Linked DNA regions of Mus musculus: regions 1, 2, 4, 5, 6 and 7 are each linked to region 3. The links are chromatin loops, found by intact Hi-C in ENCODE. Cell type or tissue: gastrocnemius. All regions are shown on one strand.

Evidence for each region. A loop is a pair of places that touch in the nucleus more often than their neighbours do. Peaks named below come from ENCODE experiments on the same cell type or tissue, not always from the same donor. Only the 100,000 strongest peaks of a DNase experiment are listed, where the experiment ranks them.
Region 1: it touches region 3 in a loop (4-fold over the local background); 2 of 42 quality-filtered maps call a loop at or near these places.
Region 2: it touches region 3 in a loop (13-fold over the local background); 24 of 42 quality-filtered maps call a loop at or near these places.
Region 4: it touches region 3 in a loop (2.9-fold over the local background); 20 of 42 quality-filtered maps call a loop at or near these places.
Region 5: a loop joins it to region 3, with 4 times the contacts of the local background. A loop is called at or near these places in 31 of 42 quality-filtered maps.
Region 6: it touches region 3 in a loop (4-fold over the local background); 24 of 42 quality-filtered maps call a loop at or near these places.
Region 7: a loop joins it to region 3, with 4 times the contacts of the local background. A loop is called at or near these places in 14 of 42 quality-filtered maps.

The regions. Positions count from the first base shown.
Region 1 is chr15:79,930,321-79,934,320 of GRCm38, reverse strand. It overlaps Cbx7 (chromobox 7), which reads left to right and starts at 1,675. Exons shown (of 7, transcript NM_144811.3): 1 at 1,675-1,873; 2 at 3,692-3,735. The coding sequence starts at 1,805. In gastrocnemius, a CTCF peak has its summit at 1,655; DNase peaks (open chromatin) are centred at 394 and 1,590; H3K4me3 peaks cover 2,904 bases; H3K27ac peaks cover 2,439 bases.
Region 2 is chr15:80,287,842-80,291,841 of GRCm38, reverse strand. All of the region lies in intron 1 of Cacna1i (calcium channel, voltage-dependent, alpha 1I subunit), which reads right to left. Gm31319 (a long non-coding RNA gene) reads left to right here and starts at 2,111. Exons shown (of 2, transcript XR_384257.3): 1 at 2,111-2,332; 2 at 3,430-3,974. In gastrocnemius, a CTCF peak has its summit at 2,238 (motif pointing left); DNase peaks (open chromatin) are centred at 2,219 and 3,730; H3K4me3 peaks cover 449 bases.
Region 3 is chr15:80,702,358-80,706,357 of GRCm38, reverse strand. No RefSeq gene overlaps it. Among named protein-coding and RNA genes, the nearest start is that of A430088P11Rik, 6.7 kb to the right of the region's middle. In gastrocnemius, CTCF peaks have their summits at 69 (motif pointing left) and 1,835 (motif pointing right); DNase peaks (open chromatin) are centred at 50, 1,864 and 2,610; H3K4me3 peaks cover 222 bases; H3K27ac peaks cover 672 bases.
Region 4 is chr15:80,782,158-80,786,157 of GRCm38, reverse strand. It overlaps Tnrc6b (trinucleotide repeat containing 6b), which reads right to left. Exons shown (of 25, transcript NM_144812.3): 4 at 1,352-1,419. Among named protein-coding and RNA genes, the nearest start is that of Tnrc6b, 73 kb to the right of the region's middle. In gastrocnemius, CTCF peaks have their summits at 1,506 and 3,373 (motif pointing right); no DNase peak of the experiment used is centred here; H3K4me3 peaks cover 1,549 bases; H3K27ac peaks cover 3,052 bases.
Region 5 is chr15:80,258,966-80,262,965 of GRCm38, reverse strand. It overlaps Rps19bp1 (ribosomal protein S19 binding protein 1), which reads left to right. Exons shown (of 4, transcript NM_175109.3): 3 at 1,572-1,669; 4 at 1,836-2,352. The coding sequence ends at 1,982. Among named protein-coding and RNA genes, the nearest start is that of Rps19bp1, 3.3 kb to the left of the region's middle. In gastrocnemius, a CTCF peak has its summit at 2,071 (motif pointing right); DNase peaks (open chromatin) are centred at 1,718 and 2,086; H3K27ac peaks cover 1,905 bases.
Region 6 is chr15:80,946,572-80,950,571 of GRCm38, reverse strand. It overlaps Adsl (adenylosuccinate lyase), which reads right to left and starts at 2,082. Exons shown (of 13, transcript NM_009634.6): 1 at 1,872-2,082. The coding sequence starts at 2,024. In gastrocnemius, a CTCF peak has its summit at 2,332; a DNase peak (open chromatin) is centred at 2,142; H3K4me3 peaks cover 2,744 bases; H3K27ac peaks cover 3,554 bases.
Region 7 is chr15:80,086,436-80,090,435 of GRCm38, reverse strand. Gm24204 (a small nuclear RNA gene) reads left to right here and starts at 1,883; the gene lies at 1,883-1,989. In gastrocnemius, a CTCF peak has its summit at 1,601; a DNase peak (open chromatin) is centred at 1,590; H3K27ac peaks cover 52 bases.

The sequences.
Region 1 (4,000 bases), 770 kb after region 3:
CTTGTCTTGTTCTTGGGTTGGAATTCCCCTTAGGGATAGGGGAATTTCTAGGGTCTGTATTCGTAAATATCTTCATTGTACATTTGTTCTTAGTAGATGTTTCCATGGAATATTATAGTTCTCGGATGGTGGTAATTTTCTCTGGGGACAGGGACATGTCATCCCCTGCCTTCTGGCTTCCTTTGCACTTGATTTGAAAAAAAAAAAAAAAAAGCTCAGGTGCCAATGTAACATTCTTTTTCTCTTTTTTTTCTTCGCCAGACATAGGTGCTTAGAGTTTATTCTAAGAATAGGGAACCCCAGAATGCTTCTAAGCACTGAGTGACTCGGTCGGGTCTGGTGGTAGAAAGCGCACTGCGATCACTGGGCCCCGTGGGGGAGGGGATTGTTGCTAAGAATCCAGGCTGTGGGGGGTGGTGATGTTGAGGGGGAAGCCCTGAGTCTCCTCCAGAAGGTCAGAACAGCAGGAATTAGGAGGAAATGGGAGGAGTTGGGGACGACTCGGACCTGTCCTCAACAATGCCGAAAACTGAAAAGGCTTGGTGCTGGCTCCGGGGTGAGGACTTTTTTCCTTCCACATTTAGTTGAGGCAAACGGTCAGCAAACCAAGGGCGAGGTGGAAAAACCACTGGAGTCCAGGCTGTTGTGGGATCTGCAGACGGCAAAAGTGGGTCTCCACCTGCGACGAGGTGTTAGCAGCGCCTAGCCTGGTCCCTCAGGGAAGGGCGCTCGCGGTGCGTTTTCGCATCACCTACTAAGACTGGTTTGGGTTGATGGGTGGAAGCGTGCTTGGAGCGGGGGACTCAGAGGCACCTGTTCAGGCCTGCTTAGACTACGTACTCCGGGTGGAAAGCTTTGCTGTCTGTCCCTCCTGCCGCGCGGACCCGGCCGGACCTTGTCTCCTTTGTAGGAAAGGAAACTGGCTGTCCTAAAATTCACTGTTTTGAACAAAGTGGCCTCGAACTCATAATGATATGCCTGGCTCTACCTCCCGAGTGCTGGGATTAAAGGCATAAAGTACTACCTCCAACTTTAAAGGTTTTGTCTTATTTCTGAATAAATACTTATGTGTATGAGTGGTTGTTAGCCTGCGTGTACGTATGTGCACACTGTGTATGAGTACATCAGAGGATAGTATGGAATTCCATGGAGCCACAGTTGTGAACCATAATGTTGGAGGTGGGAACCAACCCAGGTCCTCTGAAAGAGCAGAAGTGCTATCTCTCCAATCCTTGTTTCAATGTATTTATTTGTGACAGGGTCTTACATAGCTAAGGTTGGCCTTGAACTCCTGATCTTCCTGCCTCAGCTGTCTAAATACTGAGATTACTTGCTTGCTAATCTCGGCTTTAAGGCCACTTCATTTCGGACCTTCTCAGTCTTTAGGGGGACTTGGGAAGACTGATCACGTCCAGCCCAGAAGCCGAACTGAGAGATGGGATGGACCTTAGACTGCCAGGAGCATCAGACCTGCTGCCAGCTGCCCAATTTGGTCAGCAGGCGGGGTTAAGGAGTAGGGCGTGGCTCCGGCAGCGAGGGGGCGGAGCTGACCCTCTGGGCGCTTTCAGAGGCACGCGCGCGCGCACCCGCTCTCTGGCGCTGGGGAAAACGTTGCGCAGGTTCAAAAATGGAACGTCGGCGGCGTGAGGGAACACTAGGGGGTGTGCGCGCGTGCGCGTGCGCGCCCGGACGAGCCTGACGGGGTCCCCGCCGTCCCGAGCATCGCGCGCAGCCGCCGCGGCCCCGCAGCTCCACCCCCGGCCCAGCCCGGTCCGGTCCTGGGCCCACTCGCCCGCCGCCCCGCATGGAGCTGTCAGCCATAGGCGAGCAGGTGTTTGCGGTGGAGAGCATCCGGAAGAAGCGCGTGCGGAAGGTGAGGCTGCTCGGGGGCGGCTCCCGGGACAGGGCGAGGTTGCCTCCCGCTCCTCAGCACCGCCCACTCCAGGTTGGGCAGAGCAGAAAGTGGTGCAGGGGTGACCTGGGGACCCTGGGCTGCCTGGCGGGTCTCCACATCCTGTTCCTCACTTTCCCCACCACTATGTAGGGCCAGTAGAGTTAAAGTTGTTGCCCTCGGATGTTGGTGCATCCGAGGCCACCTGGGATGGAGATGAAGATAGGACTAGAGATCCTGAGTTCTATTCCGTCTCGTTCCCTTTACGCTCACTTTCGAGGAGACTAAAGCTCAAGTTGATGAAGCAACTTGCCAGTGCGTTAGAGTCAAAGTGAGTCTCGAACTCGGCTCTCTGGATATTTAGTACCAAGTCCTTTGAAGTTGGCCGCAGAGCTTTAGGAAAGTCTCCTGTGGCCTCTGAAGTTTTCTTATTGGACTTTGACCTTCCCGATCCCAACCCCCCAGGGCACACCTTTCTTCTCCGCTCCCATTCCTCCCCTCCCCCAACCTTCCAGCCGGGTGCTGCTGCCCTGAAGCCTGGGCCACTGTTGTTGGGACATCCTCAAAGCTCCTCCCACCTCTGCCAAGGCCTTACACTTACACACACACACACACACACACACACACACACACACACACACACACACACACACACACACCCTGAGATTTAAGGAGGTGGTTTTGCCGCGCTTAGGGCCGCACACCTCAACCTGCAGTTTCCTGTCCAGACCTCAAGTCTGCGATCTTTGTGCACGTGCTTGCTGATGGGCTCTTCCCAGAGTGAACTTGGAGCTGGCCATATGCAATGAAAAGAGTTCCTGTCCTGGATCTAAGGGAGGGTCCCCTCTCCTTTTCTCCTTGCCATCTGTTTCGGAGGCTCCTGAAGCCACCTTTTTTCCATTTGGCTTAAGTGCAGGCATGAGAGTGTCTGCTGTAGCATCCTCAGCACGGGTTCCGGTGGGCCCAAGGTAGGTGGCTTGGAGCTTGGCGATCTATTGATTAGGGCTGCTTTCTTTCCTTGCTGTTTCTCGGTACTAGACTGAAGCGGGTATAGACATCATCTCCTCTAACAAGGAACAGAGAGGTGGGTCAGACAGGGGACTCATTCGCTCAACTCAGCACTCCCAAATCTCTACCGAGGCGGCAGTGTACTCTAGAGCTCAAGGCTCCCTTTTCTCTCTCAGAACTGGCTTTCTGGCAGAGGACAAGGATGCAGGATGAACGAAGGATGCAGGAGAAAGGAAAGGTGGATGCCTTTGGTGGACAAAGGCTTTTCATAAAGAGCTGTCCACTGCGTGGTGCTGGGGGGGACTCTTTGGCAAGGTGGATCAGAGAAGAGGAACTCAAAGCTCTCCCATGTTGATATTTCATCCAGTGCATGGTGCTGGATGAGACACTTAGAGACCCCTTTCCCTTGAGGCTCCAATTTCTAACAAGTGGAGGGCCTGCTGGGCTGCCTCTACCTGAGGCTTTTTTTTTTTTTTTTTGAAAGTGAGGAATCATGGTCCTGGCATGGTGGTCCTTCAGCCACCGCACAAGGCTCTACATGCACAGTCCCATGTGGTCTCAGTTTCTCTAGGATTCCAGGGATGTCTGGGACCAGATAATACTCCCGTGGGGCAGCAAGGAGGCCTGTAGGGATGTCGCATGGTAGCCAGAGTTTTGGGGGGTATTGACTCCAGGTTGACAATCTTGAGGTTCACAGGTTGGTGATACTGTGTTGTGGCAGAGGGTCCTATTGTCCCGCAGGTGGTGGTAGAGTATGTATGTCTCACCCTATCTCCTTTCTTTTTTTCACAGGGCAAAGTTGAATATCTGGTGAAGTGGAAAGGATGGCCCCCCAAGTAAGAGTCCTTTGTGTGTCCCCTGTCTGTCATCCTCTCACCAGGCTGGCCCTAGCTCCTGTTGCTTTTTTAGCAAGCATTCCTCAATCACCAGCTTTTCTAGGCCTTAATTCCCCCCTGGTAAGGGGTGGCCTCCTTATCCCCTCATCCTGCTCCCTTGCTGGCCATGAAGCAAAGGCCCTAGCATCTTGGCTTCGGAAATGGCTGCAAGCCAAGGGGAAGAGGTCCCCATGTGGGGCAGGTTCAGTGCTAGGTGAGAGGGGAA
Region 2 (4,000 bases), 410 kb after region 3:
TTTTGCAGCACACACAGAGAATTGACTGGGCCACCCCTCCAAGGACATCTAACAGTGTCACAGCCCACATCATTTGTGGACACTTACAGCATGCCAGGCACCCGATCACAATCCAGAGAATCACGCGTATTTGTTCTCTCCTGCAGGGAGGGAAGCGGAGGCATAGGAAGAGGAAGGGTTTCTCTCAAGGTCAGAGACCACTTAGCAGAAGATCTGGGAAGCCCAACTGCGGATTGTGAGTTAGCAAGTTGGCCAGGTCCCCCTGTCCCTGTCCCTGACCCCAGATATCATCCTGTTTGCTTGCAGTGGCCCTTGGCCCTGTGCTGGTTTGAGCAAGCAAGGTTGCTCCTGAATCTCCACGGGGCATTTGAACATCTCCCAGCTGGTGCCTTTGCTGATCGCTTCACCCACTTTGCAGTAATTAGGGCTTAGGGTCTCATTTGAAATAACAACTCGGGGGCAGGTGGTCACTGATGGGAGTGAGGTGGGTCCCACTGGACCAGGAATCCTAGAGTCCAGGCCGAGCCCAGCCCCCTTCCCCACAGCCCTTTTCATCTCCACCTGTGAAAAACTCGGAGGAGGATGCTGCCCGTCTCCCTCTCAAAGCAGATAACAAATGGAGAGAGATTTGGAAAGTACTTTAATGAAAGGAAAACAGCTTCCCCCTCCAAGGCCCCATGCTAGGTACTGCAGAGATACTTCTAAGTCTCGCAAAAAAATCCTTTAAGGTGGAAGCATTATCCCAATTACAACAAGCTGAGCTCCGCATGCTGAGTGGCCTGCCCCTCCCAGCCCCCAATCAAGGGCCTGCTTATGACTTTCCTGGCTGGGATAAAAGCTTGGAGGGAGAGAGGCTAAGGCCTTAACCCAGCCCTTGCTGCTCAGTAGGTCAGGGTGCACAGCAGGGAGGTGGGACAAGAACCCGATGTCCATCTCAGGATGCATCATTAGCCAAGGCCAGCAGAAGGGGACAGCTAGCTCAGGGAGGACCCTGGGCATAAAGGTCTCTTCTGATCCCAATCCTGAAGAGACACTGGCTCCAAGCCCCCGCCCCTGTACTCTCAGGTACACACTTCTCCTCCCTCTCTTCTGTTCAAGAACCCCAAGTTGCCAGCACATGCTTAGGGGTGCCCAATGACCACGTGTCCAACACCCCCGTGAGCCATCCAGAGCCCAATTCTCACACCCAGAGCACAGGAGAATATGGAGATGTGCAGCTCTGTCTCCACAATGACCTCAGCAAGGAAACCAGACCCTGCCTAAGGCATTGAAGCCCCCCTAGAAGGCCCATTTGGCCTGCTCCCTTCTCTCACCTCTGGGTTCTAGCGACCAGAATGAGGCCTGGCACTCAGTAGGTGCTTTACTAAATCAGAAATCCAGGTTTATTTTTCTTCTCTTCTCTGGCTGGCAGCTTAGGATGAGGAAGGCTTGCCCCGCATCTCTCAGATTTCAGGACCCACAGGCCTGCAGACCAGGGATTCCCAGATGCTCACACAGGAGCCTGCGCCCACACAGCTGTGGAGTCCCAGCCCAGACCTAACACCAGGGTGAACAGAGGGCACTACACAAGGCACACTCCGGGAACATGTGGGTAGAAAATATTCTCCAGAAAGGAGAGAGGGAGGGAAGAGATGAAGTGGGGGAAAGAGGGGGGGGGGGGGAGAAGGGATGGAGGAGCCAAAACCAAGGGTGGGAAATGGGCCCTGATCTCCCCTCCTCTAGACCTACACACACACACACACACACACATACACACACCCCAACCCAGCATCTACTCTTTGCAGGCCGTTTTGAAGCATCCTAAATGCAGTGCTGGGGAGTCGGAGAACAAGACAATGATGAGAGGCAGTGAAACCGCACCAGCCTTTATCATCACCTCGGCAAGAGAGCTCTAATCTGCTGGGGGTGGCCTCTGTGGGGGAAGGGCACGGCCCAGAGTCTGTCCTGGGAGCTGCACTTGGGGTATGGGGATGAACGGTAGGGACAGAGCAGGAGATGTGGCCAGACTGTGTGTTCTGAGCACGTCTCTTGAGTTCAGAAGCACTTGGAGGTTTTAGGGTACCGCTTGCAGTAGCCGCTTCCCAGGATGGGTGAATGACAAGCAAGTCCTCTATGGTGGAGAGTCGACTAGGGTGGAGGAGTGAGCGGGAGGTTCCTACAGCAAAACCCCACCCACTTGCCCAAGGTCAAGGGGAGTCAACCTGCGGGGATAAAGACTTGCCGGCGCCCCCTGGCGGACTTAGAAGATACCCTCACTGGTCCAGTCTTGCAGAAGCTATTGATTCAAGAGCCAAGTGGGGAAGGCAGACAAGGAGGTTAGACAGGAACTCAGGTAAGAAGGGTAGAGAACTTCAGTCGAGGGAAAGAGGGGCCTCCAGACAGGCTTTTAGCCCCTCCCCCAAACTGTTCTAGCTGCCTGAGGAGCCTCCTGCTCGCAGGCACTGCTCTGAGCAGCCGTAGTGATTCCCTCAGGCCTTCTACGGTTATGGAAGGTTCTCCAGTTGGGTGCCAGGCCAGCGCAGGGTCCCCTTCTTGTCTCTTCATCCACCCCTAATCTGCTGCCCCAAGCTTAGTTCTAGCTCATATCTTCCTATCCCATCCTGACATCTCACCCACTGATACCCCGTGCCTGGAAACCACTACTGCCCAGGCCCAGGACTTGGAGCCCAAACAGAAAGTTTGTCCCGAGGGGTGGACAAGAGTTTTGAAGGAGTCCTTGAAGCTGAGTCCGGATGTTGATTCACGAAGTGATTCCAGTTTAGTGAGTGAGAACCAGAAGACAGGCCTGAACCCCCTCAGCAAACCTTTTCCCCAGCCTGGCCCTGGGACCCATACCCTTCCTTGTGTGTGGCATTTGAGTCTGCAGGCAGTGGTAGAATCTGCAGAGACAAATCTCCCACACAATGAGCAATGAGGAAAGGACTGCTCAGGCCAGCCTGAGCCCTCCATTCTAGGACGGCAGTCACATGCGAAGCAGACCCTGTCACACTACGCAGACACAGAGAGGCAGGCTCTCTCTCTCTCTCTCTCTCTCTCTCTCTCTCTCTCTCTCTGCCTCTCTCCTTTTTTCTGTCATACACACACACACACACACACACACACACACGCATGCACTCACACCTACACACATGCATACAACTCAAAACCCAGACTCCACAGGCCAGAATACATTCAGGGGTCTCTCCTTGGACCCCGATCTCCTCTCAAAAACCTAAGATCCTGCTGAGAAAGGACAGAGCACAGGGGCTGGCCGCTGTCTCCGCTGGGCCTATTTCTGAGCCCCCTCCCCCAGGCTTCCTGACCTCCCAGAAAAGAGATCTACCCACCCCCTGCTGAGCCCTCTTGCCCCTTCACTCCACACACACCATCCAACAGACAATTAAATCCCAATCATCACAAACACTCATTATATAACCTTCTCCCTGGCAGCTGAGGACTCCTCTTGGCCCCTTGGACTGCCCGCTCCAACCCGACCTGGCTTCATGCAGCGCGACCTAGGTGGGCGCCTAGGGTGACTGGCGAAGGAAGGGCCCTCCACCACCCGGCCTGGAGGAAAGTTAAACCCTGCCCGGGGTTCTCTCACTCAATCCCGCCCGCCGTCCTCCGTCTCTAGCTAACGCTCCTAGCTCAGCCCTGCCGGACACTGGCACCAGCTCTGATCCAGCTGGTCGCAGAGCCGCAGCAGAGGGACAGCAGGACGGACGGACAGACCGCCCGGGCCCCCGCCAGCAGCCTGACTTGTTGAATAAATTTCTGCAGCGCTGGTTGAGCCGGCTTTGGGTTTCAGTATTGGCACCAAGAGAACTTTCGTGGCCTTGGAGAGGGGCCCCGGTCAAAGTTCCCTGTCCTTCCAACGCAGGGCCCCCACCCCACCCCCCAAGCAAGGGATGTGACGCCCACCTGATGGGTACGCGCGGGCGGGTGAGGGGGATCAGTCCCCAGAAATAATAAATAAATAAATAAACAAACAAAAACGCCTCTATAAAGAAAGAGCCCGACG
Region 3 (4,000 bases):
ACCCTGTTGTTTCCCTACAAACTCAGGTGAAAAAGGCAGGCATCTTCCTGGCTAAGTTACGCCCCCTGGTGGCCTTTCCTTGCATTCCAACTGGGACCTGATTTTCTTCTTCAAAGATCCTTCCTTCCCTCCGGGCCCTCGTCCCAACTTCTTAGATAATAAATAGCCTGTGGCTCTCTCCACCTCGGTCACTGTACCCTCCTTCTCTAGCTCAGGATTTCATTAATTCGACTGAAGCCGGTTTCTCTAAGCTCTTCTCTAACCTGTTTTGTGGCCAAGATCCAAGAGACTTTCCCAGGCCCGTTTCCATGACTCCCCCACTACGTTTTACTCTGAGATTTCGCTCTTTCTTTGCTTCCCAAAATAGCCAGCCTCCCTCCTACCTCCACAACTGTTCATGAACTTCCCTTGCCATCTCTTTCTGTAGGCCCTTTCCAAGGACCTGCGTGTTCTTCAGGCTTTTCATGGGGAAGCGCTAGGTCCTTATCCTTCCTTCGCCTCTAAGGCCACTAGCCTCTTTGTGCAGGAATACATGTATTAAGTCCGATCTGTTACTCTTGACCCTAAGACAATGATACGACCTAACGTTTTTTAATTTTTAAATACAGGGTCTCAGCTGGGCAGTGGTGGCGCATGCCTTTAATCCCAGTACTTGGGAGGCAGGGACAGGCAGATTTCTGAGTTCGAGGCCAGCCTGGTCTACAGAGTGAGTTCCAGGACAGCCAGGGCTATACGGAGAAACCCTGTCTCAAGAAAACAAAAAACAAAAAACATGGTCTCATGTATCCCAAGATGCCCTTGATTCCTTTTGTAGCTACTAAGAATGACCTTGAACAACTTCTTCTTCTTCTTCTTCTTCTTCTTCTTCTTCTTCTTCTTCTTCTTCTTCTTCTTCTTCTTCTTTTTCAGTTTTTCGAGACAGGGTTTCTCTGTATAGCCCTGGCTGTCCTGGACTTCTGATCTTCTTGTCTACTGCCTGAGTACTGAGATTATGTGCGCGAGCCATCATGTCCAGTTTATGAAGTGCTAGGGGGGTCAAACCCAAGGCTCCATGCATGGCAGGCAAGCACTCCACCAAGCTTCATCTCTAGCTCAAATATAACATTTTAAAGCAAAGATTTCTGCCAGTCATGGTTGCCTACATAATTTATAAGGCTGGTATGGACGGAAAACTCAAGGATTCTTATTTTAAAATTATTAAGATTTCCAAGATGGGGTACTAGCAGAATATTAAATATGGACACAGCTTGAGTTTTTACATTTTTATTTAGAACTTTTTTTGTCTTAGTTACATATATGTATATGCAGGTGCATGTGCCTGCAGTGGCCGGACGAAGGGCTCCGAGCCCCTGGAGCTGTAGTTACGGTGGCTGGGAGTTGCCTGATGTGGGGGCTGGAAATCAACCTTGACTCTTCTGGAAGAGCAGCCACTGCCCCAGCCCTGAGATTTCACAGTTTTAAATGACTAAAAGAATCATAATACTAACACGTCTTGGGCATTCTCGACAAGTACGTGAGGACATCTCCAGTACCCATGAGTTTTATAGAAACTCAACTGTGAACACTTATTTATGTATGGTGTGTGGCTGCTTCAGTGTCACTCTGAGGTCAGGACAGGCACCACATGTCTCAAAAGCCTAAAACTTCTTTTTTTTTTTTTTAAATGTGGAACACATTTTCACTATGCAGACTGGCAACAATCCTCTCTGCTTCGGCCTCTCAAGTAATGGGATTAGAAGTGTGCACAGTCAGGTTTGGTCAAAGGTCAGAGTGCTTACTCCTCTGACCCTTTGCACACAGAGATGGATGCTGCAAGCTGGGAGCTGGCCACAAGGTGTCAGCCGTTCTCCACCAATGCCTCTATCCACGCAGGCTCCTCAGGACTCCTGGGGAAGGCTGGAGGCTCCTCCCAGTATAGTAGCTGTGAGGGTAATCAGGCAGCCACTGGCAGAGAAGATCGGTGAACACACCTGAGGGAGCTTGAAGTTTATTGGAGGAGTAGGGGTGGGGGGTAGAGTGGCATGGCGAGGGAGGGGGGGATGGGGGGGGAGAATGCCGAGCTGGTGTGTCACCGAGTTGGCTGGCTTCTCCACAGTATAGAAGCCTAGCTTTTGTTTAAGCTGTATTTTGTACTTATAGAATTCTCTCCAGACAAGAAGTTTTTTTTTTTTTTTTAAAGATTTATTTTTTATTTATTATATGTAAGTACACTATAGCTGTCTTCAGACACTCCAGAAGAGGGCGTCAGATCTTGTTACAGATGGTTGTGAGCCACCATGTGGTTGCTGGGATTTGAACTCTGGACCTTCGGAAGAGCAGTCGGGTGCTCTTACCCACTGAGCCATCTCACCAGCCCCCGACAAGAAGTTAAAATTATCCATCTCACCCAAAACTATCACTCTAGAAAAGTGAGATTTTTTTTCAGGAGACCAACTACGCTGGCTGCCTTCTGAGGTGGGGGCATGATACACATGGAGAGCACAGGTCCCTGTCCAACTGAGTGACTTCAGCAGGCTTTCTCTTCCCTACTTTCAGAATCTGGGCCTTGAAACTCGCTCCAGGTGAACGAGTACTGAGTCCAGTGTGCAGCCAAGAACCATCAATTTGACTAACTGCCAGGGTAGGCAGGTGCACAGGAGAGTCTATCAGAAAATACTTGTGGCAGCTCCAAGCCTGTAGCTTCTTATGCTACATGCTTTGCCCCAGGTGGGTGTTCTCCATGTGACATATAAGGAAACCCACATTCTACAGGCCAGCTGGGCCCTTAGCAGACAGTGCCTGGGCCAACCTATTCTACTTCATGTCCCACAAAAGACACCACAAACAGCACAAATCCACTTGGCTTTCATTTCTTTTTCTTTTTTGTTGTTGTTTTCGAGACAGTCTTTTTCTGTAGCTCTGGCAGTCCCGGAACTCACTCTGTGGACCAGGCTGACCTCGAACTCACAGAGGTCTGCCTCCCTTTGCCTCCCAAGTGCTGGGATTAAAGGCGTTCATCACCATCACCTGGCTTGAGCCACTCTGCTTTCAAACATTGCCTTCTTCTGTCTCCCTGGGTCCCCACGCCTGGCACCCAGGAACCATCTACTTACTAAACAATTCACTGCAGACAAGCAGTGAGCTGCCTTTCCTTATCAACTCTCCTAAGCTCCAGGCCATATCCAAGGGAGTCAAAGCTGCTGATGGGGAAATTTAAACCATAAAGCAAGATTCTTGGCATACAATGGATTTTCCCCTTTTAGAGCCACGGGCACCGTGGGCATGCCTTCTGTTCTTGTCTTTTGTGCTTCTCCTCCTGCAGGCTCCCACATGTTTGCTGGCTTCCATGGCAGGTCCTAGCTTATCTCCGATGACATAGGCTCCTGTTCCCAGAGCTGCTTTTGGGTATCTTTAGACACTGCTGTAGTTTCTAACCACTTTCCTGGATAAAAATTTCTGTCCGAATGGCCTTTGTGGAAAGGCAGAGATACAGTGCACTAACTAGAATGTCCCCATGACTGGACCCCAGCCATGACTTTACAGGAACTTTGTACTAACCTGCCAATCTCAAGGTCCTTCTTAGCTTCCCTTTGAAAGGACACGGATATGTATATGTGAGTGATGACGTCCATATATACACTGTGTGTGTGTGTATATATGGAGATTTAAAGAATAACTTTTGGGAGTTGGTTCTTTTTCACCCTTAGTTCTGGAATTGAACCTAGGTCACCATCCTTGTACAGCAAGTGACTTTATCCACTGACCAATCTTGCTGGCCCCTGCTGTCCAATTTTCAACCTTTAGCCAACAGATACTGAGAGGATACTGTGCTTACGGCACTGAGCGAGCCAGACAGACTTGGTCTTTGCACTCAGAGCCTGGCCAAGGAAGAATGGGCTCGCATCATGCCAGACAGCAGAGCATGTTATCTGGAAGCAGTGTTGTCCCTGCTTCACAGCTGGGAAGGTAGGCAGAAGCATTGACGGGAGGGGTGGAAGGCTGGGGTTAATTCTGTGAGGCT
Region 4 (4,000 bases), 80 kb before region 3:
TTAAAGAAAAAACAAAAAACAAAAACAAAACAAAAAAACTGAGCCAGTAAGATGACATATATCTACTGTGACTACAGAAAGCCCTTGACAAATGGAGCTGTGATTTTTATAGGACAATATTGTGGGGTAGAAGGGTTGGGTGGGAACCATAGAGAAAACCATCTGAAGTATTTCTACTCTCTCTTCACGGAACCAAATAGGTGTCTGGCATTCTAATTCCCTAAAGAGGAATTGATGCCACCAGCTCATCTAAACTGAAAGTGCAGTAGACAGAATAGAGCAAAGTTAGGATTATACTGTGAGCTATTTTTAAAACTGTTAGCTTAGCAAATTAAAGGGCTGTGAAGATCTCCTGGTTTCCATTCACAACAAACACAAGACAAGGCACTCCCCTTTAATGAATCTGGCCTCCTGGCAGCAGTCTATTCTGCATAATTCATTCCTCAGGGTTTAGGAAACATCATTTTCTTAAGATCCACCAAAATAAACTATTTTCTAGGAAAAAAAAGAGGGAGACGGACAAAGAAGAGGAGTTTTCTTTACAGATTTTGGTAAATCTCATGAATCACCATCCCATTCAATTTAGGAAACTACTGTCTAAACGAAGCCTGGAGTGAGAGTGACATCAGTGCTTTAAGTCCAGCGTAAGTGCTTTTCCTTTAAAAGGGCACATGAAAAACCAGTCTGCTCTGAAACACCATTTTCTCAATTCTATGACAGATTAAGGGAAAATACGATCTATTTACAGCCACTAAAAAGCTATACCAAAGGTCCCATATTGAAGTTTAAAGCCAGCCGCTTTTTCAGAAGTGGGAAGAGATAAATCCTGAATTACTAAGAATGTTGGCTAAGTTATAATATTTTTAGCCTCTGTTTCATCAGATAAGAACTTCATTTTAATAGTGATCAGAAGTTTCAATTATCACTGGAATTGAATTTCAGGAAGTAGTATGCAGACAAATCCACACTCGGAGTGAGCACCACTCCGAGTGTGCAGACAGCCCATTAATCGAGCCTCCTTCATGAAGACATTGCTCGGGAAAGGAAGCACCATCTCATACTTTCTTTGGAAAACACCCAAACTTAATTAGTTCAATTTGGAACATCCTGAGCCGTAAAGCCTTTGCTTAAGCATAACATAAACTTTGATTAGCCAAGTGTGAAAAACAACAAAGCCAACTTTCTTGTCCCTCTACTTAATCTATAAATAGAAGTAATGCATCAACAAAGCAACTGGTATGCGCTGCAGGATCTCCGCCGTCTACACAGCCCAGCCACCGTGCTCTCAGCACACTGAACCAACTGCTTCTGGGGATCTGTAACAGGACCCTTTTAATAAACTGTGACTCACTGTTTGCTTTCTTCTCCAGGAGGTGGAGTCTTGCCATGCCCTTCCATTACAAAATCCTCCTGTTCCACCTGCAAAGGCAAGCACCACAGGTCAGCGTAGTCAATACCATGATGTGACTTACTCCAGGGCCAGGCCCTGCCTGTGCACACCCACAGGGTGTCACTACAGCATCTAGAAGTTGAGACTTTCATTTTCTAGGTTTGCTCACGGCACTTCTCCTTCGGTGGATAGGTTTACAGGATGAAAAAGAAGATCAGCAACTCATGCAACTGTGACAAAGGACTAGCATCTAGAACATAAAAGACTAAGAACCAATGAGAAAATATCAGCCCGTGAAAAACCTGCCACTGAAGAGAACACATATATGGTCCTTAAACACATGAAAAGCTGCTTAATTTCATGTCAGTCAGAAAAATGCAAATTAAAACCATAAAGAGATAGCATTTCACAACCTACAGATTGGGTAAAATGACAGAGCCATCAACCTGGAGTGAGGAGCATGGCAGCTCTCTACTCCTAGTGGGAGGGAAAACTGGTACAACAACTTTGAGAAAGTTTGTCCTCACTTGGTACATTTGAATACAGACTTACCTCACAAACTTCAAATACATTTCTAGGTATGTGCTCAAAAGTCTCCTCTCTCCCCTCTCCCCTCTCTCTCAGTGAGTGGGATGTGAAGTAAATAAGTAAAAGAATTAAATTTTTAAAAAAGGCATGAACCACCAACATCCAGCAGAACAGTAACATTTTTAACACAAGAAAATACAAAAAGGAATATCACTGACAACAGAATAAATAGGTTAAGACACTTTTAGCTAAGTTACAAAAATCTAACCTTTGTTGAAAGAATACCTTCATTCCTTGGTATCTATAGAGGACTGACTCCAGGACTCTTAAGGATACCAAAATCCGAGGCGGTGCAGTACAAAGTAGTGCAGAATTCACACACAGCCTATGCTAGATAACACAGTTTGTATCACTGGGCCCAGAATGTATTTTTTACTTTAACATATTATTTATATATATATACATATATTCATGTATGTACATAAATACATGGGGAGGGCAGAGGACAGACAATCTGTGGGAGTTGGTTATCTCCTTCTACCATGTGGGTCATGGGAATTGAACTCAGGTGGTCAGCCTTGTTAACAAGAGTTTTTACCCAGTGAGACATATCACTAGACCAAAATGTTTTTGTTTGGAATAGGATCTCATGCAGTCCTGGCTAGAACTGAACTTGCTATTATGGACTTGAGGTTGGCCTAGAACTTTTAATCTTCCTGTTCTTACCACTCAAGTGCTGGGATAACATGCAGCCCCTATGCCCAGCACTAGATTTCTTTTAACATCTAATACAAAATGAATGCTATGTGAATTGCTGTCATAGTGCATTGTTTATGGGATAACCAAACAGCTGTATGTGCTCAGTGTAAGGACAATGCTTTCTAGTATTTTTTTCTTAACACAAAGAGTAGAATTCAGTAGCTCATCCTTGGTAGACAAGAATTCTATGACTGAGCTAGAGCCTGTACCTACTTCCCCTGACCTCAAGGATTTTCTAGCTCTCCGTGGTTGAGTGTTTTGGGTGAGGAACTTATACAGGGTGGATGGTCTAAACAAATAGGCTATGACTTTACTTATGAATATGTACAAACACATATGTATATACAAACTCTTGCTATAGTAGTCCAGGTTGGCTTCAAACTCACAGTCCTCCTTCCTCAGCCTATATACAATTATTTAAGGATTTATTTTTACTTTATGTGTATAGGTGCTGTGCCTACATTTATGTCTGGGTATCGCATGAGTGTCTGATGCCCATGCAGCCAGAAGGCAGCACCGGATTTCCTGAAAATTGGATTTCCATCCGGTTGTGAGCTGCCAAGTAGGTTCGGGGAATCAAACCTGGGTCCTCTGGAAGAGCAGCTAGTGTTCTTTTTTTTTTTTTTTAAGATTTATTTATTATTATAATCTAAGTACACTGTAGCTGTCTTCAGATACACCAGTAGAGGGAGTCAGATCTCATTACCGATGGTTGTGAGCCACCATGTGGTTGCTGGGATTTGAACTCAGGACCTTCAGAAGAGCAGTCAGTGCTCTTAACCACTGAGCCATCTCTCCAGCCCCAGCTAGTGTTCTTAAACTGGACATTTCTCTACCATTCTTACAGTTTTAAACACTTACAGGTTGAACATTCCCAACCAGAAAGTTTTATTATACTTGTACTTGAAGTTTCAGTGTTGAAAGCATTTTAGATTTCAGATTTCTAGATTAGGGATATATGATCTGTAAATGTATGCAAAAAATCACAAAACCCAAAAGTTAAAAAATCTGAAATACTGCTGGTTCTGAGCATTTAAAGTTAGTGAAAATTGGGCTGAAGAGATGGCTCAACGGTTAAGAGCACTGATTGCTCTTCCAGAGGTCCTGAGTTCAATTCCCAGCAACCACATGGTGGCTCACAACATCTCATCTAATGAGATCTGATGCCCTCTTCTGGTGTGTCAGAGGATAGCTAAAGTGTACTCACATAAAGAAATCTTTAAAAAAAAAAGAAAATTTAATATATATATATATATATATATATATATATATATATATACACACACATATATATATACACATATATACATACATACAGATAAA
Region 5 (4,000 bases), 440 kb after region 3:
CTTCTAAACTAACTAACTCGTTTGACCCTCACGGCAGCCCTGTGAGATGAGCAGATCTCTCCCCCACTTTACAGTTACAGAAACAGGCACCTGCCCAGGTGATAGAGGTGGAAGCCGGGCAAATTGTCCCCGTGCTGTTGCTCTTAATGTGCTCTGCTCAGGTGACAGTGCCTCCTTCCATCCCAGTAGGGACAGCAGAAGTGAGTTGATATCATTTACCAGTGAAGTGTCTGCAAAGCAGAAACCTTGTTTCCAGTAGAGCAGCTTAGGGGGTGTGGCACAGGTAGTAAGGCCTCCTTGAGAAGGGGCACAGGATGGTACGCATGTTGCTTTCTTCTTTGACTCCATGCCTCTGCTCTATAAAGGGAGTTGAGGTACTCGGGTTTCATTGTGTGTTTGTTTCTCCCAGTTTTGGAGGCGGGGGGGGGGGGGGGGAGTTATTTTGGCTCGGGCAGGCCTGGACCTCACTGTATAGCACAGGCTAGCCATGATATAGCACAGGCTAGCCACGACCTTAAATCAGCCTTCCTGCTTCAGCCTCCTAAGCACTGGATGATAGGCACACACCACTGCACCCAGCCTGGGAGTCCTTGTTAAAAGCTATGTCGTTCAAGAGGAAACACTATGAACAGAGGTGGAGCTAGGAGGCATGCACAGACACTAGTGGTTTGCACGAGTTCATGTCAAGGTGCCTCCCTCCCTGCCCAGTTATCCCAATAACTGGAGGACAGGAGTGGGGTTCCCTTCACTCCTGTCCTGAGGTAAGCACTCCTCAAGACACAGGACTAACCTCCCATCCCCAACCCTGGATTTTCCATGGTCCTCGTGGCTGGTCTACTGCCTAGTACATAATGGGTAGGCAGGACAATAGCCGGGCATGGTGGTGGTACACGCCTTTAATCCCAGTACTCCGGAAATTCCAACCCCCAAGAAAGAAAATGGAAACCCTCTAAAATGTGTGTTACTGTTCTTCTCAGTTCCTTCCCTGTAGAAATGAAAACAGGAGCTCATGTGTCCTTTGTGCCTGATGCACAGTTATGCTCAGGGTAGACCTTGTGTTATTTGGTGGTGGTGGTGGATTTTTGTTATGCTGTTTTTAAACATAACCCTTTCTGATCTGACTGTGTAGCTAGGAGCAGTCTTCCTATCTTGGCCTCCCCAGTGCTGGGATTACAGGTGCCATGCCTGGCTTAAGACACAGTCATGCCGGGCGTTGTGGTACACGCCTTTAATCCCAGCACTTGGGAGGCAGAGGCAGACAGATTTCTGAGTTCGAGGACAGCCTGGTCTACAGAGTGAGTTCCAGGACAGCCAGGGCTACACAGAGAAACCCTGTGGGTTTGGGGGGGTGGGGGGGACAGTCACGTGACTAACTGATGCTATCCAATAGGGTCTATGAGATTTGCAGCAGACAGTACTTATGGGAAATGTAGATTTGGTTTAGAAGAGACCAGGTTGTGAAATATTCCCTTCTAGGGAAAGGACAGTGGGGCCTTGGGCAGGGGAAGGGACCCAGAAGGCTTCTAATGTACAATGAGTCTGAAATGACATGCCCTGCCTGCCACCCACAGCTGAGTACCAGAAACGGCAGTGTCGAGACCACCTCAAAGCAAACCTGAAGTTTATGACCAGCATGAGAAGCACCGTGCCAGAGTCTGTGACCCAGCAGGTTTGTCGAGGGTGTGAGCTTAGGGACCTGGGTGATAACTGAGGCTGTCCTTCAGAGTCCGTGCGGTTCTCAGCCCTGCCCTGAGCCATAAGCCCTGTGGGCTCAAAGGTTTCCATCTGTGCTTCCAAAGATGGGTGTCCTGTGCCCTTACTCTGAACCTTTTCAGATCCTGCAGCAGAACCAAGGCCGAAAAGCCTGTGATCGGCTAGTGGCCAAGACGAAGAACAAGAAGAAGAAGAAGAAGAAGGCTGAGGGCACTGTGTTCACTGAAGAAGACTTCCAGAAGTTCCAGAGGGAATATTTTGGCAGCTAGACTTCCTGGAGGAATGGTGGGGACAAAAGACACTAACCCTCCTTGGCTGGACTTCTGCTGTCCTGGGTCCCTGCAGTGCTGTGCCACGAGCGACCAGCAGGTGGCAGTGCAAAACTAGCCTGGCTCAGGAAGCCATATGCTGCTATCCCAGGGACACTGGAACAGAGCTGCAAGCCCTGCAGCAAATTTTCCCTCAAACTGAAGTGGACTTCTAGTTTGGCGGAACCATCAGCACCCTGCCAGAAAAGATTCTGACCTGCCAGCTATGACCAGGATTGGTTATCAGGGCTATTTGGTACTGGGCCCACTCAGACCCCACCTCAAGGAGCTGGAAATTCAAATAAATAAATGTGAGTTTGGGCAAATGTGGATTCAAGTGTGTGTGTGTGTGTGTGTGTGTGTGTGTGTGTGTGTGTGTTACAATGTGTTTCCCATCTCAGTGTGGATCTCGGTTCTTCTAGGTTTCCGTGTTAAAGTCCCCAGCCTTGGCCCAGCATAAATGACTTCCTTCTACCAGCGAGGGCCTCCTCTCTGGGCACAGTTACTGTAGCTGCTAGAGTTGCCCAGGAAGTGGACAGGAAGGTCACCTCCACCCTGCTGGATTTTGGGATCTGCTATGGCATCAGTGGAGAGCAGAAAGTCAGTCGTATGTCATTTGATATCTGGGCCTAGGTCATGGTTTCCGGAGTCCTCAGCAAGCAGGTTTACAGGTTTGCATAAAGTCTGTACCCAACCAAGGACCGCAGTGAAAGCTATGGTTGTGCCCCTCAGAGCAAACCGGACTCTCCAGCAGTGCAGTGCCAGTCACAAAGGAAAGATCGTGTGGAATGAGCACACTGGGGGAGAACAAGTGGCAAGGGAAGGACTGACCTGTCACAGGGACCAGGAGACCCCTCAGTGCAGATGGACACATTCCTTTTTTGTTTGTTTTTGTTTTTTTGAGACAGGGTTTCTCTGTGTAGCCCTGGCTGTCCTGGAACTCACTTTGTAGACCAGGCTGGTCTCGAACTCAGAAATCCGCCTGCCTCTGCCTCTGCCTCCCAAGTGCTGGAATTACAGGCATGCGCCACCACTGCCCAGCTTTTTTTGTTTGTTTGATGGACACATTCCTAAGGAGACAACTGGTGGCCTCCACACCGCCATCCTCTCCCCTGAGCCTGCCTCCTCCATTCTCTGTTCACTGGGACTCCTGAGGTTTGTCTCAGTGACGATCGGTCAGTTCCCTAATTGGGCCCCTGACAAGGCAGGGCTTTGTCCTCAGTAAGAGAACAAGGTTCACTGTCCCTGCTCCAAGCAACTCTTCTTTGCCTTTAAGCAGCATTGGCTCTCAAATGGCAACACAGAACTGCCTACAGCAGAGCAGAATTAGCATGGAGTCTGCTTGCCTCCGGTGACCTCTGCCTGTTGGAAGGCATGGCCATCCAATCCATCCAGGAGGTCATAGCAAACAGGAACGGGAGGGAGGGAGTGTGTTTTAATATAGGCTAGTGATGGGAGCTCTGGGCCTTCCATGGCATGTTTTGTCCTCTTGTGACATGGGTTGTTCAAAGGGACATGGGTGGTGGTCTTCAAATCCTCCACCCCTTTCTGCATGCTTGCTGGGCTTTGCTGACTAGAAGAGCAAATTCAGGTGGCCTTGGGGACTCATTTTCTCCTCCTCAAATAAGATGCTTAGCCAACAGCTCAGTGCTTACTTTCTAGGGCCCCTTTCTAGGGAGCATACACCCTCAGTCACATGGTCACCTAGAGGATGCAAGCAGAAATCCTGTACCTTTCCTGGTATAAGGCCTCCTCTTAGCTGCCGAGAAGGAAAAGATGGAGTGCTTGCCAACCTATGGTCCGATAAAAAAACACCGGTTGTTACATTCAAGTCAATGGAGGGGTCCAGCAAAGGGAAGCCTACCCCAACTAAGGCATCCCAAGTTTAAATATTTAAAAATAGGCCAGTTTAAAAATTTGGTAATCTGGACTTGGGCGAGCTGCTGCCCCACCCCCCATGCTTCCTGTGGCTTCTGCTG
Region 6 (4,000 bases), 240 kb before region 3:
TCTGGAAGGGACACTGTTAAGAGAAGAGAACTCTGTTCTCTTTATTACTTAGTCCTTAGCTATGGCACGCACGTGTACAAAGTATGTTGGCTTTGCACCCACTCTGATGTACTTACAGTGACCAAAAGTAACAGACCCTTAAAGCTAGGCTTAGTGCTACAGGCCACAACCCCCAGCACTTGGGAAGGAGAAGCAGAAAGATCCTGACTTCAAATCGAACACTGTCTTCAAAAGGAAACTTAGCAGCCAGAGAGCTGGCTCAGCTGCTGTAAGCAGTTGCAAGGGAAGCCTGGAAAACGGAGCTCCACTCTCGGAACTCCTGCAGAGGCGGAAGGAGAGAACCTCTTCCACAGAGCTGTCAGCCAGCTGTGAGCCCCCACCACGCACACACCCATACAAATACACACTTCCCATACCGGAATCTTAAGTATTACTCCTAATCTGTCGTTCCTTTTTTTTTAATATCATGTGTGCCAGAGAAGGCATCAGATCCCCTGGAACTGAAGTTGCAGATGGCTGTGTGCGGCGGCCCCATGGCTGCTGGGAAAGGAAGAGGTCTCTGGAAGAGCAGCCAATGCTCTGACCCACTGAAGTGTCTCTTCAGCTCCTCATCACTTCCCCAACTTCACCAGTCATGCGTGGGGTTTGTGTGTGTGTGTGTGTGTGTATGTGTGTGTGTGTGTGTGTGTTTGAGCCAAGGTCTCAGTGTGCTGTTCTGGCTGGCCTGGAACACGCTATATAGATGAGGTAGGAGGTAGGCCTCAAACTCACAGAAACTCACCTGCCCCTGCTTCCCAAATGCTGGGGGTGGGGTGGGGGTGTTAACACATGTGCTGGGGAGATGGTTCAGCAAATAAGAGTCCTCATTGCTCCTGCAGAGACCTGACTCTGGTTCCCAGCACTCACGTGGCTGCTCAAAAGCACCTGTAACCCCAGTTCCACAGCATCATCTGACCTCCAGTGGCGCCTGCACTCACACAAGCCCATATCCACATGCAGCCACAGAACTACACAGAAAAATAATCCTTTCATGCTAAGTATCACATCTGCCTCTCGCTACTAAGTTGGTGCTCTAACAGATGATCCATATTCACAGCTGTGTATGCGTCAAGCAATTTGTAGACCAGATAAACCTTACACTTCAGTTTCAGCTTGAGGGCACTTACAAGCTAAGGAGACACTGGCAACGGTAGTAGAGACAGAGAAAGGCAGAGAGAGAGAGAGAGAGAGAGAGAGAGAGAGGAAGAAGAAGAGGAGGAGGAGGAAGAAAAAGAAGGAGGAGGGAGGAGGAAGGGAGGGAGGGAGGAGGGACGAGAGGACAAGAAGGCAAGAACACAAGAAACAATTTTGAAGGCACCAAATAAGCTTTCCCAAAGGCAGAAAGCAACCAACAGGCCGACCTAGCTGTGATGCCCATGAACTACAACAACCAGCCCGGCATAACAATCCTAAGGGTGCATTTCGTGGTGGTTATGCCCTCCTCGTGCTCATGCGAAAAATGACCATCAAGTTTGCAACGTACTTTTTAAAAGAATAATCTACTTGTTTTCTGTGTGTGTGTGTGTGTGTGTGTGCATGTGTGAGCGCACAGAAGTCGAAGGACAACTAATAGAAGTCAGGTTTCGCCTTTCTCACCATGCTGAACCCGGCTCAAACTCATGTCGGATAGCTTGGCGGGAAGCGCCTTTCCCCCTGAGCCTGCAAAGGTATAAGTAGCATTCCACTTGAAATGCGCTGTGGGAGGACGCAAACACACATAGCCTTGCCCAAACCGAAGTCCTCCAAAGGATGTGCAGGGCTCTGGGACTGTTGCCGAGGCAACAGGTGCTCGGGCCGTGACCTCCCTCGGGACAAGAGGCCCGGCCAGTTACCTGTTCGGCCTCCGCCAGCCACAGCCACAGCTGCCGCCACGTCTGGAACTTGTACCTGTCGCTGAACAAGAAACACATCTCGCGGCTGGCGTAGCGGGCCGCCAGCGGAGAACGGTAACTTTCAGCACTGCCAGGGTCGCCGGATGCAGCCATTTTCAACACGCGACCAGGACGCGGCGGACACCAGCAGCAGGGCCAAAAGCGGAAGGGTGGCGTGCGTGGGGCGGGACTTCCTCCCAAGGCCCCGCCCCGTGTGTAACGCCGGCCTGGAAGGCGAAGATGGTTCAAGTTTGGCTCGTCGCCCCTGAGGGTCAACGCTTTTCTCTTGGTTTCTACGAATCTCTGCCCCACGCTGTGCCTCCTCAGTTTTTCCATCTGAGGAAGGCACATTAAGACCCGCGTTTAACCCAGAAAGGAAAGTTGCAGAGGCATTCGGAGGGACGCCAGGAAGGCGCCCTAGTGGACACTTGGAGTACTGCAGTCCCGCTGGAGACAGGCTCAGCTGGAGACCGAAACTCTTAAACCGCGGTGCTGGTTCCGATCTCCGGAAAGCAGCCTGTCAGAATTATTCCACGCGTGGTGGCTCGAGAACAAAAAATTCAAAGTTTTTGTATCAGAATAAAGCTGAAAATAGCATACATTAAAAAAAAATAGCCGGGCGTGGTGGCGCACGCCTTTAATCCCAGCACTCGGGAGGCAGAGGCAGGCAGATTTCTGAGTTCGAGGCCAGCCTGGTCTACAAAGTGAGTTCCAGGACAGCCAGGGCTATACAGAGAAACCCTGTCTCAAAAAAAACAAAAATAAAAAAATAAATAATAATAATAATTTGAGGTCAGCCAGGTCTCCAGAGCGAGTTCCAGAACAGCCAGAGAAAACCTGTCTACAAACAAACAAACAAACAAACAAACACAAAACAGAAAACAAAAAGCCTCGTCCAGCAACATAAAGAGACCCACACGAGGCATGGTACATTAGATCTGAACACTGCTCCCTCTTCCCCACACAACCGCTCCTTAGTGTCTCCTCTTCCTGAGCTTAAGACTTAGCTGTTGCCAGAATAGTTTGTACATCAGATAAACCTACCAGACACCTGCGCCCAAGGTCCTCGATTGGATTGGAGGCTGTGGGCCGATGTATGCTGAAAAGAACGTGTTCCTGGAACTTTGTACTCTGGACTGATTCGGGGGTATAGTTGCTTGGATATGCTGTAGCAGCTCACTGTTCTCTTCCACAGAGATCCTTGCAGAGCCAATCCTTCCCAGGCTCCAGGCTCCAGGCTCCAGGCTCCAGGCTCCAGGCTCCAGGCTCCAGGCTCCAGGCTCCAGGCTCCAGGCTCCAGGCTCCAGGCTCCAGGCTCCAGGCTCCGTAGTGCTCTCTCCCGACTCTGCTTCACTTGGCCTCTGGTTACTTTTCCTCATTAAACCGTAGCTTCAGCTGTTAGCTTTCTACTTGGTCCTGTTTCCTTTTCTGACTTTATTTTTGCGAGACAGAGTGATACACTGTAGCCTTAACTGGCCTGGGACTCACTATGTAGAGATCTGTCTGTCTTTGACTCCTGAGTGCTCAGATTAAAGGCATGGGTCACCAGCCCAGGTGGTTTTGTGGTGGTTGTTGTTTGGTTTTTGTTTTTTAATGCATGGACTTCTGCTAAATATCATCAGCTACCTTAGTTCTGGTTACTGTGGAGGCCCCTGCTTTTTGGCTTGTCTCCTCACTAACCACTCCCAGCAACTCCATGGATGTCGGTCCAGTCCCTTTGGCAAGTTATTTAATCTCTTGGCAGTTAGAATTCTTGCCTGAAAACTATGGCTGATGCCCCCAGGGGCACAGTGAGGTAAGAAGACAAGCAAAGCCAAGTAGTGGCAGCACGTGCCTTTAGTCCCAGCAATCGGGTAGCAAAGGCAGTCATCTGATCTCTGTGAGTTCGAGGCCAGCCTGGTCTACAGAGCGAGTTCCAGGCAGCCAAAGCTACACAGAGAAACCCTGTCTTGAGAAGAAAATGCTGGATCTCTGACTGGGACGAAGGGCCCAACCAGTATCCTCTTCTGCTTGCCTAGTATCCCATTGTAACTTCTGTCTCCTCCTCCTCTTTCCTGTCTGCTCCCATCTCTTGTTTTTTTTTTTTTTTT
Region 7 (4,000 bases), 620 kb after region 3:
ACCACGCCCGGCTCTCTCGGGGGCTTTTGTCGTTGTTTTTATTTGTTGTTTTTGTTTTGTTTTTGAGACAGAGTGGCTTGTAGAGGCCGGCCTCTGGAATTCACCGGGAGGAGGGGGATGGGTTTTGAATTTCTATTCCTCCTGCTGCTTTATCCCTGTGATGGAGTTTCAGGTCTGAGGCAGCTGTTATACTATGATCCTATAAAACGTCTAGAGGAAAACAAGGGAAGATCTTTATAACTTTGTACATTGGAAGACTTTTTTTCATTTTTATTTTCTCTTTGTCTTGTATTAGTGTCTGCCTGCATGTTCATATGAGCATCGTATAAATGCATTGCCTGAGGAGGTGAGAAGAGGGTGTGGGATTCCCTAGACCTGGAGCTCTACAGACCTTTGTGGGTCACTGTGTGGGAATCAAACTCTGGTCCACTGCAAGGACAAGTGCTCTTAACTGCTAAATTCACTGTATAGCCCGTGTTCAGTTCAAACTCGGGACAGTCCCATGTCCTGAGATCACAGGCATTAGCCATCACATCTAACAAAGCATTTTCCCTGAAGCACAAAACTGTGTGGTCAGGAGGTTCCTGGGCTGAGCAGCCAGCACCGGTACTTACTACAAGTCCTTGAATGTTGTACAAATATCCTCCTCTTGCCCATATGTACCTTGTCCTGAGTTCTATGGCACACATAGATGAACACGTTCATATCTTTCCACGATTTATCTCATAACAATAAATTCACAGGGTGGAGCAGTTTCAACAACAAGTATGCCGCCTACACCTTGGTAATCTAGCCAAGGTGATTTTATTCCAATCCCAATTACTCATATTAACACGCTTGTCACCCGGCACACGGGAAATCAATGAACTAATCAACCTATCTACGTATATGTGGTTTACACAATGACCGTGCAGTTTAAAAGGCATGGCTGACAGCGGTGGCACACACCTTTAATCCCAGCAGAGCCAGGGCTACACACAGAGTTCCAGGACAGCCAGGGCTACCCAGAGAAACCCTGTCTCAAAAACAAACAAACAAAATAAATAAAGGAAAGGCTACCACATAGTTGAAGAGGTATCAGAAGCAGGCTTACGGAAATGCAAATAGATGCAGAAAAGACAAGGTAAGAACCCAGCCAGCATCAAGGAAGAGAGTATTGCTGAGAGATCACTGGAGTGTCAGCTCCAAATCTGAACTGCCAGGGCAAAGACAGGCACAGGAGTAAACTATGCCAACAGTAAGGGACTAGGCGAACAACTATTCCTTTTTTTTTTTTTTTTTTTTGGTTTTTCCAGACAGTGTTTCTCTGTGTAGCCCTGGCTGTCCTGGAACTCACTTTGTAGACCAGGCTGGCCACAAACTCAGAAATCTGCCTGCCTCTGCCTGGGATTAAAGTCGGGCGCCACCACGCCCGACTTTTTTTTTCCAATTATTTTTAATTAAAAGCTTTTGAACATTTTAGTTATTTTTATGCATATGTTTTTTTTCTTTTTTCTTTTCTTTTTTTTCTTTCTTTTTTTTTTTTTTTTTTTTTTGCCTGCATCATGTGTGTGGCCTAAATGTGCAGTACCCACAGTGGCCAAATGAGGGCACTGGATTCACTGGGACTCAAGTTACAGACCACTGTGAGCCACCTTGTGGGTGCTGGAGGAGCTGCCAGTACTCTTAACTACAGACCCATCTCTCAAGCCCCTATTTTTAATTTGCTATCATTCTATTTATCATGTGCGTGGAAATCTAAAGGCAACTTGGGAATAGTTGCTTCTGTTCTTCCACTAAATGAATCCCAAAGACTGAACTCAGGACATCAGACATGGAAAGTGCCTCGTGTTTATTATTTGCTAGCCCTCATATTTATTTTTTATTTTTAAAAGTTGCACAAGTGCTGGCTTTGGCAGCACATATACTAAAATTGGAACGATACAGAGAAGATTAGCATGGCCCCTACGCAAGGATGACACGCAAATTTGTGAAGCATACCATAAAAAAAAAAAAAAAAAGAAAAGAAAAGAGTTCCAGGCCAGCCTGGTCTACAAAGTGAGTTCCAGGACAGCCAGGACTACACAGAGAAACCCTGTCTCGAAAAACCAAAAAAAAAAAAAAAAAAAAAAAAAGTTGCACAGGTAGCAAATGTGAGTGTCTTCATTTTGTTTTGTTTCTACTTTGAAAATTGGATCTCGCTTGGGTGGTGGTGGTACATGCCTTTAATCCCAGCACTTGGGAGGCAGAGGCAGGCAGATTTCTGAGTTCAAGGCCAGCCTGGTCTACAGAGTGAGTTCCAGGACAGCCAGTGCTACACAGAGAAACCCTGTCTCCAAAAACAAACAAACAAACAAACAAAAAAAAGGATCTCACTGTCCAACACTGGCTGTCCTGGGACTTGTAGACCAAACTGGCCTGAAACTCCCAGAGTTCTTACCAATGTTGGATTTAAGGCATAGACCAGTTCGTGAAGAATATAGCAGAATATAAGGAGCCATCTGGGTGCCTTAACACCCACCCACTGGACTCCCACAAGCACTCAATATGATGGGCCCTTGTCAGTCAGCTACAGATGGATGTATTCATCCTATCTAACTGCCCCTGTGAAAGAGATATGTGATATCTGTCGGGTCCTGGTCCTTCTTCCTGGCACACCGTCCCTAAAGCTCTGGGAACTGCTGAAATGCTAATGCCAATGAGTGAACAAGAGCCACGAGCCTGCGCAGAGGCTGTGGTAACCTTAAACCGCAAAGACTTCTGGGAGGACATCCTTTCAGCAGCTCTGGTCACCCATCGGATTAACTTCATCTTTGTTATTAAGCACCGTGGCAAATGATCATAGTTTCACAATATCTTGTGTAACCCTCCTCAGGTTGGCTGTAGTCCTAGAACTTGGGAGGTGGAGACTAGAGAATTAGTTCAAGGCTTGCTTCAGACTTAAGTTCAAGTGTCAGCCTTTTAGGTACTTGAGACTAGGCCTTGTAGGAGTAGGTGTGTCACTCTGAGCATGGGCTTTAATACCTTTGTGCTAGCTGCCCGGAAGCCAGTCTTCTTCTAGATGCCTTCAGAACAAGAGGTGGAACTCTCACCTCCTCCTGCACCATGCCTGCCTGGATGCTGCCATGTTCCCACCTTGATAATGGACTGAACCTCTGAAACTGTAAGCTAGCCCCAATTAAATGTTGTCCTTTATAAGAGTTGCCTTGGTCATGGTGTCTGTTCACAGCAGTAAAACCCTAACTAATACAACTGGAGAGAGGGCCCAGTGATTAAAAGCAAATACTGCTCTTGTGGTGGGGCAAAGTTCAGATCCTAGTAGTAACGCTGGGTGGCTCATAACTTATAACTACAGCTCCAGAGGGATCTGTTGCCTGCAGACTCCTTGGGTACCTGCATTCAAGTGCACGTGTTCAAACACTGACACATACATGTAAAACAAACAAACAAACAAATAACAGCCTCATTGCTCCTGATCATGGATCAGTCATGATCCATGAACCTGTTGTGTGAGAACTTCTGTAGGAAAGTGTGAATAAATATCTTTCACTCCAGAGATGACATAAATGACAGCCCAGAGAATGATTCCATATCAAGTCTAACTTGATGAAGCAATGAGTTGATTGAAGTTACTATAGGAGCATGGATGGCTCAAGGACAGTTAACTCCAGCACCAAAAAGCTCACTGGCAATCCTGGAGCTCTCTGCACAGCACCCAGGCAGCTCAATAGGTAGAAAAGTCTCTCTTCAGCAATTCTTAGTTTATATAACCTGTGAATCTGGTAAGCTTCAGGAACTTCCTGAGACTTGTGAGTTGCTTACTTTCTGAGTCTCAGGAACCTCCTTGCAGGACAGAATGTTTCATCTGGGAAGAAGTTGCTATGGTACAATACCTAGAGGTCTGTGCTTTCTCTTTATGGCTGTTCTGTGGGTCTGCATCTCCCTGGTTCCATTTTGTCTCTCTCGGGAAGAAAGAATAGAAGGTCTATGCCAGATGCCTGGACTTTTGTATCAAACGAAG